2 separate regions of the Homo sapiens genome follow, and region 1 is linked to region 2. A link is an interaction called in ENCODE POLR2A ChIA-PET data of the cell type or tissue named here. Cell type or tissue: PC-3. All regions are shown on one strand. Each heading gives the region's core, and the rest is flanking DNA. Links, peaks and the distances in the headings are about the cores only.

Evidence for each region. Peaks named below come from ENCODE experiments on the same cell type or tissue, not always from the same donor. Only the 100,000 strongest peaks of a DNase experiment are listed, where the experiment ranks them.
Region 1: POLR2A ChIA-PET joins it to region 2 with 5 read pairs; 2 of 35 experiments call an interaction of 5 or more read pairs at or near these places.

The regions. Positions count from the first base shown.
Region 1 is chr11:106,470,806-106,475,208 of GRCh38, forward strand. No RefSeq gene overlaps it. Among named protein-coding and RNA genes, the nearest start is that of LINC02719, 340 kb to the left of the region's middle. In PC-3, for the core only: no CTCF peak of the experiment used is centred there; DNase peaks (open chromatin) are centred at 2,456 and 2,746; H3K27ac peaks cover 1,328 bases.
Region 2 is chr11:106,346,392-106,350,794 of GRCh38, forward strand. No RefSeq gene overlaps it. Among named protein-coding and RNA genes, the nearest start is that of LINC02719, 220 kb to the left of the region's middle. In PC-3, for the core only: no CTCF peak of the experiment used is centred there; no DNase peak of the experiment used is centred there.

The DNA.
Region 1 (4,403 bases), core at 253-4,252, 120 kb after region 2:
AAGGAAATACAGTAATTCAAAAGAAGGTAAATTATATGCAAAAAGGTATCAAATACATGTTTAGTAAAAGTTTTGTCATAACAATAAACCAACTGGAAATAAATTAGTTGTCCAGAAATAGTGGTATACTTATGGCACTCAGCTAGAAGAAATATTAAGCAGTTATTTATATGTATCATTATAAAGCTGTGGCTACATAAGTGCTTATAATATTTAGTAGAAAAAAATCTAAAAAGTTATATGCATAGGATAATTGCAAATGTATGTGAATATATATGCAGAAGAAAAATAGAAGGGAAACACACAAACAAAATTTAGTAAATGTTGACTTAGTGCCAGACTCTGTTCTAAAAATTGAAAGAAAGCAGTGAAAAAAGACAGGACACTGTTCCCTTAACATTTACATTTAGTGAGAGGAAATAACAAGCAGTAAAAATGAATAAACAAGAATATGTCAGATAGCGACAAGTGGTATAAAGAAAATGATTTTGATAGAGTATGTAGGGAGGGGGTTATTTTGGATTGCAGAGTTGAGGAAGACCTCTGAGTGGATGGACTGTCATCAGGGGTCCAGAAGCTCTGACTGTGAGCTACTTTAGGCACTTGTTGTGACCTCAGCCCTCTTCACATCCTTCCCAGCTGCCAAATGGAAGTCATCATCTTATCTACATCCTGGAGGAGGTTCCTGAGAATGGAGTCATTCTTGTGCACAGGGGCAAAGGTTTTCTTCTGCAAGAACAGAGTGACCAGAACTTCAGCTTGTTTGCTGCAAGTCCTACGTCCTATGTGGCATTCCTCAGGGGCAGTTATCTAAAGGGTAGTCAGCATTTCTAGGTCCATCCAGTGGAAGCTGCTGACCTGAGTATGGTTTCTTGCATCTTCAGTTTATACAGTCTCCAGTTCAAATCAGAACCAAATGCTAACCCCGTGTGGTGACCACAACCTTGTATTGCATTTGGAATCAGCTCTTTTTCCTTCCACCTGCCCAGTGTTCTATCCGAATGCATCTTTCTCTGACTTGTTTCCTCTAGTGGGGAGCTGGAGGGATTCAATCCTGGTGAATCCCTCGTGGAGGACTCAGATGCTGCACTTAGCTGCCCCCTCCCTTACTTGCAAACTGTGCACAGTGCCTGGGGCAGAAAGAGGAAATGTGATGCAGTTTGCTCTGTTAGCATCTCCAGCAGGAAGAGTACAAATAAAGGCATTTTTCTTACTAAAGTTTGTTAAGCCTGGATTCTTCCCTCCTCTCCTCCCATAAATAGCATACTTAATGGCCAAGTGGCTAAAGTCATTCTAATTGCTAAAGTTCAGCAGTGAGATGGCCTTGAATAGGGCTCCTGTCCCCAGTGTGTGTATGACAGCAGTCCAAGGGCCTTAACTCTTCTCAAAGTCACCAGTATTTATTTTTGTTTTTATGACTGAAATGAGGCCTAAAGTTCTGCAAAGAGAGACCTGATGAAATGGTGGCCTTCCACCCACCACTAGACTGGGAGTTTGCACAGGACTGTGAGGGGAGTGGGTAGTAAATTGCTGGTATTGATGAATGTAGGATTGATTTCTCATTTACCTTGAGACTCATATTACATTTAAGATCATCTAGATTGTGTTGAAGAAGAGGCACAATACTCTTGGCAAACCTGATGTATTAAAATAAAGCTGTCCCCTACAACCTCTCAGTCACACATGGTATTACTGTAGCCAAACCAGTGTGTGTCTCAGCCATGGAGATAGACTGCTCTTAACTTGCACAGCACCTTGAGGGAGCAGGCAATATATGGATAAGGATCAGGGTACAGAAGGACCAATGGGAATGTTGTCATCCTGGTGGTCAGAGCGTCTGGAGGAGGCAGATGGACCTCACCAGGGAAGTTTCATTGGGTCGGTTTTGTGCAGAAATTTCCTATAGCTAAATTACCAACCCTCCAACTCCTCTCCCTGGTATATAATGCCTGAATGGAATTATAATCAACTGCATTGCATCAAAAGCCTTAAAATGAGTCAGAGGTTTCTCCCACCCAATGCCATTTCTCACCCTCTAATCCTACCTAATCTTTAACAAAACCGCAGTAATTCTAATGACAATCTCTATTTTGTTGGACTTTCTTATAGCTGTTAAACTACTTGTGCTATAATAAATAAATAATTAATGAATAAACCAACAAACAAAGGCCTGAATAACAGGAATGACAAGGACTATTTTAGGACGAGATTTTAGGGAATTTGCTCTCCCACCAATTCAAATTATCTAAAAGGCTATATTTAAAAAGAATCATTACACACAGCTATGTTTAAGAATATTAAGGTAAGAAATTTCTTATACTTTATGTGTGCACAGCATCTGGTTCTTAGAGCAGATTTGAGATTGGACCTGCTTGAGAGTATCCACTATGAGTAATTTTATTTATTTCTTTGTTTCCTCCCCACCCTTTCCTTTGCCCTCATCTCTGTCTGGTTCAGAGACAATGCTTGCTTCACACTTGCTTGGTATTCTGGCTCTGTCTTGTCTTATCAAAATGCTAAGGCTGTGTTCACTGCAGCCTCAGGTCATGACTTTTAAATAACAATAGGAAATTGCTATGAGGATGTATGTAATGTTGCATTGTCTAAAATTTTTCTTCACAAAAGATACATTTTTGGCATCTAGAGATATTTCTTTGTCTTATTTCATTGTAAATATAATGCATTGTATAAATCCATGAGTCATTTCCAATCACTCGACAGATTGTACTCAAAAGACTGTTTGGCAAGACCCCAACGTAATGCATAGTTAGTCATCTGCTCCACCATCTGTCACAAATATGTTATTTGGATACTCTTAAAGCTTTGGTCTAGATCAATTCATTGTGATTGACAGGAATCCATCTTAGAACCTTAAAATATAGTCTGCCTGATTTTTTACAGCTTTCTTTACAACAAAATTCAGACACATAAATACACTGTGTTTTCTATGCTCAAAACATCAAGTTGGGGAGATATCAGTTTGTGGATTAAGGTCTGATTTGCTTCAATTATATAAACATTAATTGAATATTAGGTCATTGAGGTTGTTCAATTTGTATGTAACCATCTCAGTCAGATTAGTATAAAAATTTCAACTCCTCAAAAAGTCTCCCATGTTTATATCTGCTTATAGTCATTTGTGGCTCTATGTCAACAGGACACTTTTATACTCAATATGTATGATATTTACCAAGTGTCCCTTAATGGGAAGATTTTGGGGGCATTCGGAGGTGATCATATCTATAGCTTCTCTATCTGTCAAAGGTGCAACTTTTATAGGAGCTGGACTCCAAAGATGACTTCCAACAATTCCTCTATATATGTTCATGGTCATGCTCAAATCAAGAAGTAAAACTTATTTTTCTTCTTTCTAAATCTAGATGAGCCAACAGAAAGCGGTGAAAATGGCATACTGGGACTTCAAAACTGAGATATTAGAGAGTTAGCAACTTCCTTTTGGAATGTTTTTATCAAAATGGCCCCTAATAGAACTCAATAGCTATTTTGTGAAAAACTCAACCCACATGGAAAGGCCATGTCACTTCAGCTGACAGCCTCAGCTGAACTCCCAGCTGAGAGCCAGTATCTACTGCCATCCACGTTAGTAAGCCCACTTGGACATTCCACCTTAATTCGCCCCTAGATGGCTAAAGCTCTTTGATGAAATTGTGTGGAGCAGAAGAACAATCCAGCTGAGCCCAGTCAAGCCAAAGAATCATGAGAGATAACTAAATGGCTGTTCTTTTACACTACTCAGCTGGATGCTGCATAGCATTAGATAAATAAAAGCCTTGTAAGGTCTCTATGCCTATCAGGAGCCAGGGTCTTCAGTGGGCAGGTGTCTTCTGTGGGGAAAAAATGTTACCATCCCTGAGAATAAAATTTACAAAGGGGTCTCCTGATGGACCTATAGTCAGGGTTTCCCAGAAAACCACAACTCTATTGAAGTTCCTCACTCTGGGACAGAGAAAAACAGATGAAAAGCCTATGAGTAGATGTATTCTTGCTTTCACCAATTTCACTCCTACACCTGCTGGCACATTATTTTTACAGGTGTTTTGTAACTTCCATGCATTTTCTTTCATATTGCATTATAAGCTATTTGTGGTAAAGGGGGAAAAAGTACAAGCTCCTTCCCAGGAGTATAGCCTTGGCATGATACTTGGATCTCCTGTAGTCTGTTTCTCTTTCAGTTAGATGATCCACTTTGCAAGATTACTGTTAGAATCAAGTGAAAAAACTTAACTGTTTTCTCTTTTACAATACCCTAAATGCACTTCTAAATTTTTTTGATATGCAGAGTTTTGCTATATTTCTCTTTTTTTTTCTTGTTTGCCTTGTCTTGTATATGACAGAGACTTGACATGTTTAAATGATGAAAACATTGATTTATGTTTGGAAAC
Region 2 (4,403 bases), core at 282-4,281:
CAAACCACCTGGACAATAGGACCAAAGCTGTTCTTGGTTCTCCAGGACTCTTGACTCTACAGTTTGGGTGCAGCAGAGAACTTCTCATAAAAACTTCCTGATAATTGCTATTTAGAATCTGAGTTGGCGTTGTTAATAAGTAAGAGGAAAGATTTGGCAGTGTTTATAAATACTGTTTAGGTAGGAGAGTTGTTAGCAAAAACTTGTTATTGATGTATGGACAAACATGTTATCAATTCACTTATAGAATTCCTCTATAGAGTTCCTTTAGGAAATACTAAGCCAAACTATAAAATTCAGATTATCATCTTCCCTTTGATGAAAGTCAAAGTTTATTAAGGTCAACAGTCATGCTATTACTCCGTATAAGACTTTTCAGTGGCTTCCTAGTCTCTTTAAGTCAAATGCCTTAACATGTTTAAAGGGTCCTTCATGATCTAGTTCTTATTTTTTCTCTAATTTAGGGTGACTTTTGTTACAAATATCAGATATCTCAGAACACACTGACTTAACCAATACTGGGATTCATTTACTCACATTACTGTAAAACCTAGAGTTGATCAGCATCTGGTCTTGTTTATCTGTGATTTTTCTCAGTACCTGCCTCATCCTTAGGCTTGCTCTCTCTCTCTCTTTTTAAAAAAATTGTAATTGACAATAATAATTTTATATATATTTATGCAGTACAATGTGATGTTTTGATTTATGTTTATATTATGGAACGATTAAATCACACTAACAGATCCATCTCACATACTTATTTTTTTGTGGTGGAAACATTTAAAGTTCACTTTTTGTAATTTTGAAATATACAATGCAAGGCTGGGTATGGTGGCTTATGCCTGTAATACGAACATCTTGGGAGTCTGAGGTGGGAATATTACTTAAGCCAGGAATTCAAGACAGCCTGGGCAACATAACGAGATCCTCACCTCTCCAAAATAAAAATTTTATAAATTACCTGGGTGTGGTGGTATGTACCTATAGTCCCAGCTACTTGGGATGCTGAGGTGGGAGAATCACTTTAGCCCAGGAGTTTGAGGCTGCAGTGAGCTATGATTGAGCCACTGCCCTCCAGCCTGGATAACAGAGAGAGAACCTGTCCCTAAATTTAAAAGAAATCAATATACAGCATAGTATTATTTATTATAGTTATCATTCTGTGCAAGATATTACTACAGCTTATTTCTCCTTTCTAACCGAAATATTGTACCCTTTGATCAACATCTCCCCCTTTCCCATCCACCTGCCTCCTCCAGCCTCTGGCAGGTAATTGCCAAAAGCTGGTTCTCTTGAAGGTTGCAAGATGGTAGCTAAAAGAAATAAGATGGCATTCTTTCTCAATCATGTTTAGGAGATTAAGAGGACACTGATTACTTCAAACATGAAACAAGGGCCCCAAGCTCTTCTGTGCTGGGACTAACCTGAACAAATTACATTGAGTGGGCAGTTAGGCTCTTCTGATAGGCGTAAGACACTCTGGGCTCACAGAGTCACTTTTAAATACATTTGTTTAATGAATGAATGAAATATGCTTGGAATTTTACGTAATTCAGATAGTACACCCCTCTGGAACCTGTGTAAAGCAACAGCTTCAATATTAAATGGATGTTGGCTTCACATTTTCAGCATGCCAGTTCTTAAATCCTGGAAAGTAATTTTCCACTGGCCTCCTGCCTTATGTCCTTTGATTTTGACCTGACTTGATTTTTACTTTTGGAGCCTGTTAAGAAGTTATTTGAGCATCACTCTTGAGTGTCCTATGGGTGATAAAATAAAAGAGCTAGGCTACGGGAAGATGAGGTGTGGTGTACCTAACCTTATACAATCTGTATGTAAGAAACTTGCTATGAATTTCTTTATTTTATAGACTCTGATAACTTCAAGAGATCCTATGGAAAATCCACTAACAAAATAGTAACGTTTGTGAAAAGTAAGTAACTGCTTCCTATCTTATCTGTTATGCAAATCTGGATACTTACAATAACAGATAATAACAATAACACACTTATTCTGTGAAGTCACACCAGTGACAATATATCCATCAATTTCTGTTGTGTTTTTTTTGTGTATAAGTCACTTGATTTATAAGTATCACTAGACTGTAAGTTCCTCTGAGTGCTAATTCATGATTATTTCCCCAGTTTAATACATTTTGTTAAGCTCTTACTGCCTATTTATAAATTGAAATTATCCATTTATTCCTCATCTATTAACATCCTGCTAGGAGCCAGGCACTAGGCTAGGTGCTGAAGACTCAAAGACAAAATATAATGTTTCTCTCTTAGAGATCCTATTTTTAAAAGAGGGGAAGATAACTAGATCTATAACTGGCAAATTTTAGTGTGATTGGTACTTCAATAGGGCATAAAAACAGATGGAGATGCAAAAGAGGAAATGCTCAACCTTCTCTTGGTAGTAAGTGGCAGACAAAGATGAGGTATTCAAGGAAAGCATCCAAGAAGAGAGAAGGAAGAGTAGAATTTTTGAATGTAGACAAGGGGAGTGAGGATAGATGACAAAGAGCACATGGGTAAAGGCATGAAGCCATGCAATAAAATGGCGTGTCCTCAAAACTTTACATGCTCCAAATTGCCGAGGAAGAAAAGGCAGATAATGAGATTGGAGAGGTAACCAGCAGCCATATCATAGAGGGCCAAAGTAAGCATGCTACAGACTTAACCTTAAAAGAAATGATTACAAACTTAATAAATGATAAAGATTTAATTAGGGTGGTAACACAATAGAACAACCTCAGGCAAGATGGATTGGCGTGGAAGATAGATTGGAGCAGGCCAAGAATGAAGCCAGGAGTATCCGTTAAGGAGTTCCACAGCCCAGTTAAGCAATCACGATGACTGATGGAACACCTTTTTTGGGAAGTCGACTTGGAAAAACTTTATGATCAATGGAGTACAAAGGAGAAAGAGAAACCTAGGATGACACCTGGCTTAGGTGACTGGTTGTCAGATGGTAATGCCAGTACTCAACTTAGATCCTAAGAGGAAAGATAGGTTTAATTTTGGTTCTACCTATATTGAGCTGAAGTATCTCCAGGATGACCTATATGGGCAGTTGGATATTAGTTCTGAATATCAGGAAAGAGATCTGCTGAGTAGCAATGTATATTATTTGAAGATCATCAAGGTGGAGGTAATAGTTAAGTCCCTGCACTTGAATGAGGTTGCCCAGGGAGATTATTAAAGTGAAAAGTTGGCACAGAAGAGAATGTTGGGTACCACCAACATTTATGTGGGAAAGTAAAGCAAAAGAATGTAACTATGAAGATCAAGAAAAAAAAAAGAGGCAGGAAAAGCACCTAGATGCCATGGCACAATGGACTCAAAGGGAAGATAGAGCATTAAAGAGGACATTTTTATTTAGGTAAATAAGTAGACTAAGAATGAAACTAGGTCCACGTTAATTAGCTACAAAGTATACATGAGTAAAATGGATTGGTGTCCTTGAAAAGAGTAATTTCAGTGGTGTGTTGGGTTAATGAATGGGGAATTGGAGGGTGGAGGTCATGAGTAAACTGGTTTTCCAAGTGGTCAGGCCATAATGGGAAGAAGAGTGATGAAGTAGATAGTTACCTAAGTGTCTGTCCTAAAGCAGTCAAAATGTATATATGTGTGTATTTCTTTAAAACTTGGAATAAAGTTTTAGCTATAAAATATGGAGAAGTTCAGAGAGACAGAAAGGGAGAGGGAGAGAGGGGGAGAAAAAACATAGGAGAAGAAAGAAATATTAATGGAATAAGTCTAATGGCAAGATGAGAAAACAGAATTGAGGCTCAAGGATATAGGCGAAGAAATTATCTCGAAAAGGGGAAAGGACATTTCTTCATAAAAACCAAAGTGAAATTATTGGTATAGAAACTGATATGAATAAATTTACAATCATTTAGCCTCATTTGATTATGAGTAAATTGAAATGCCCTATATTCACTTGCTATTTTTTGGAGGAAGTTTAAAAGATGTTAGAGGTAGACTCAACCTTTCACTTGTCTTTTTCTAAGATACAGTCAGGTTGATTAATTTCTTCCATAAAAGCAAGTCAAATTCCATTTCTTTGACAGCTCCCACTTGTTTTCTCATTGTTACACAATCTGAAGAGGTGGCTTGTATCTTTGTTGATGTCAGTCAGCAGAGATTTAAGTTTGGTGGAAATCTTGAGCTCTATTAGGTTCTGCCCTCAAAACTCAGGCTTGTGACTTAAATTTACCTTGTTCAGGTTTCCAAAGGAATGACTCATAGCCAACAAAAGGATACTTTTTCCTTCTCCAATTTTCCAAGGACAGAGTTTGGGGATGTGTCCACGGGATGCTTAATACCCCTATTCTGTTCTTCAGCCTTAATTATCCATCTGGTTCCTCAGACAATTTATTAGACTCTGACAAATCT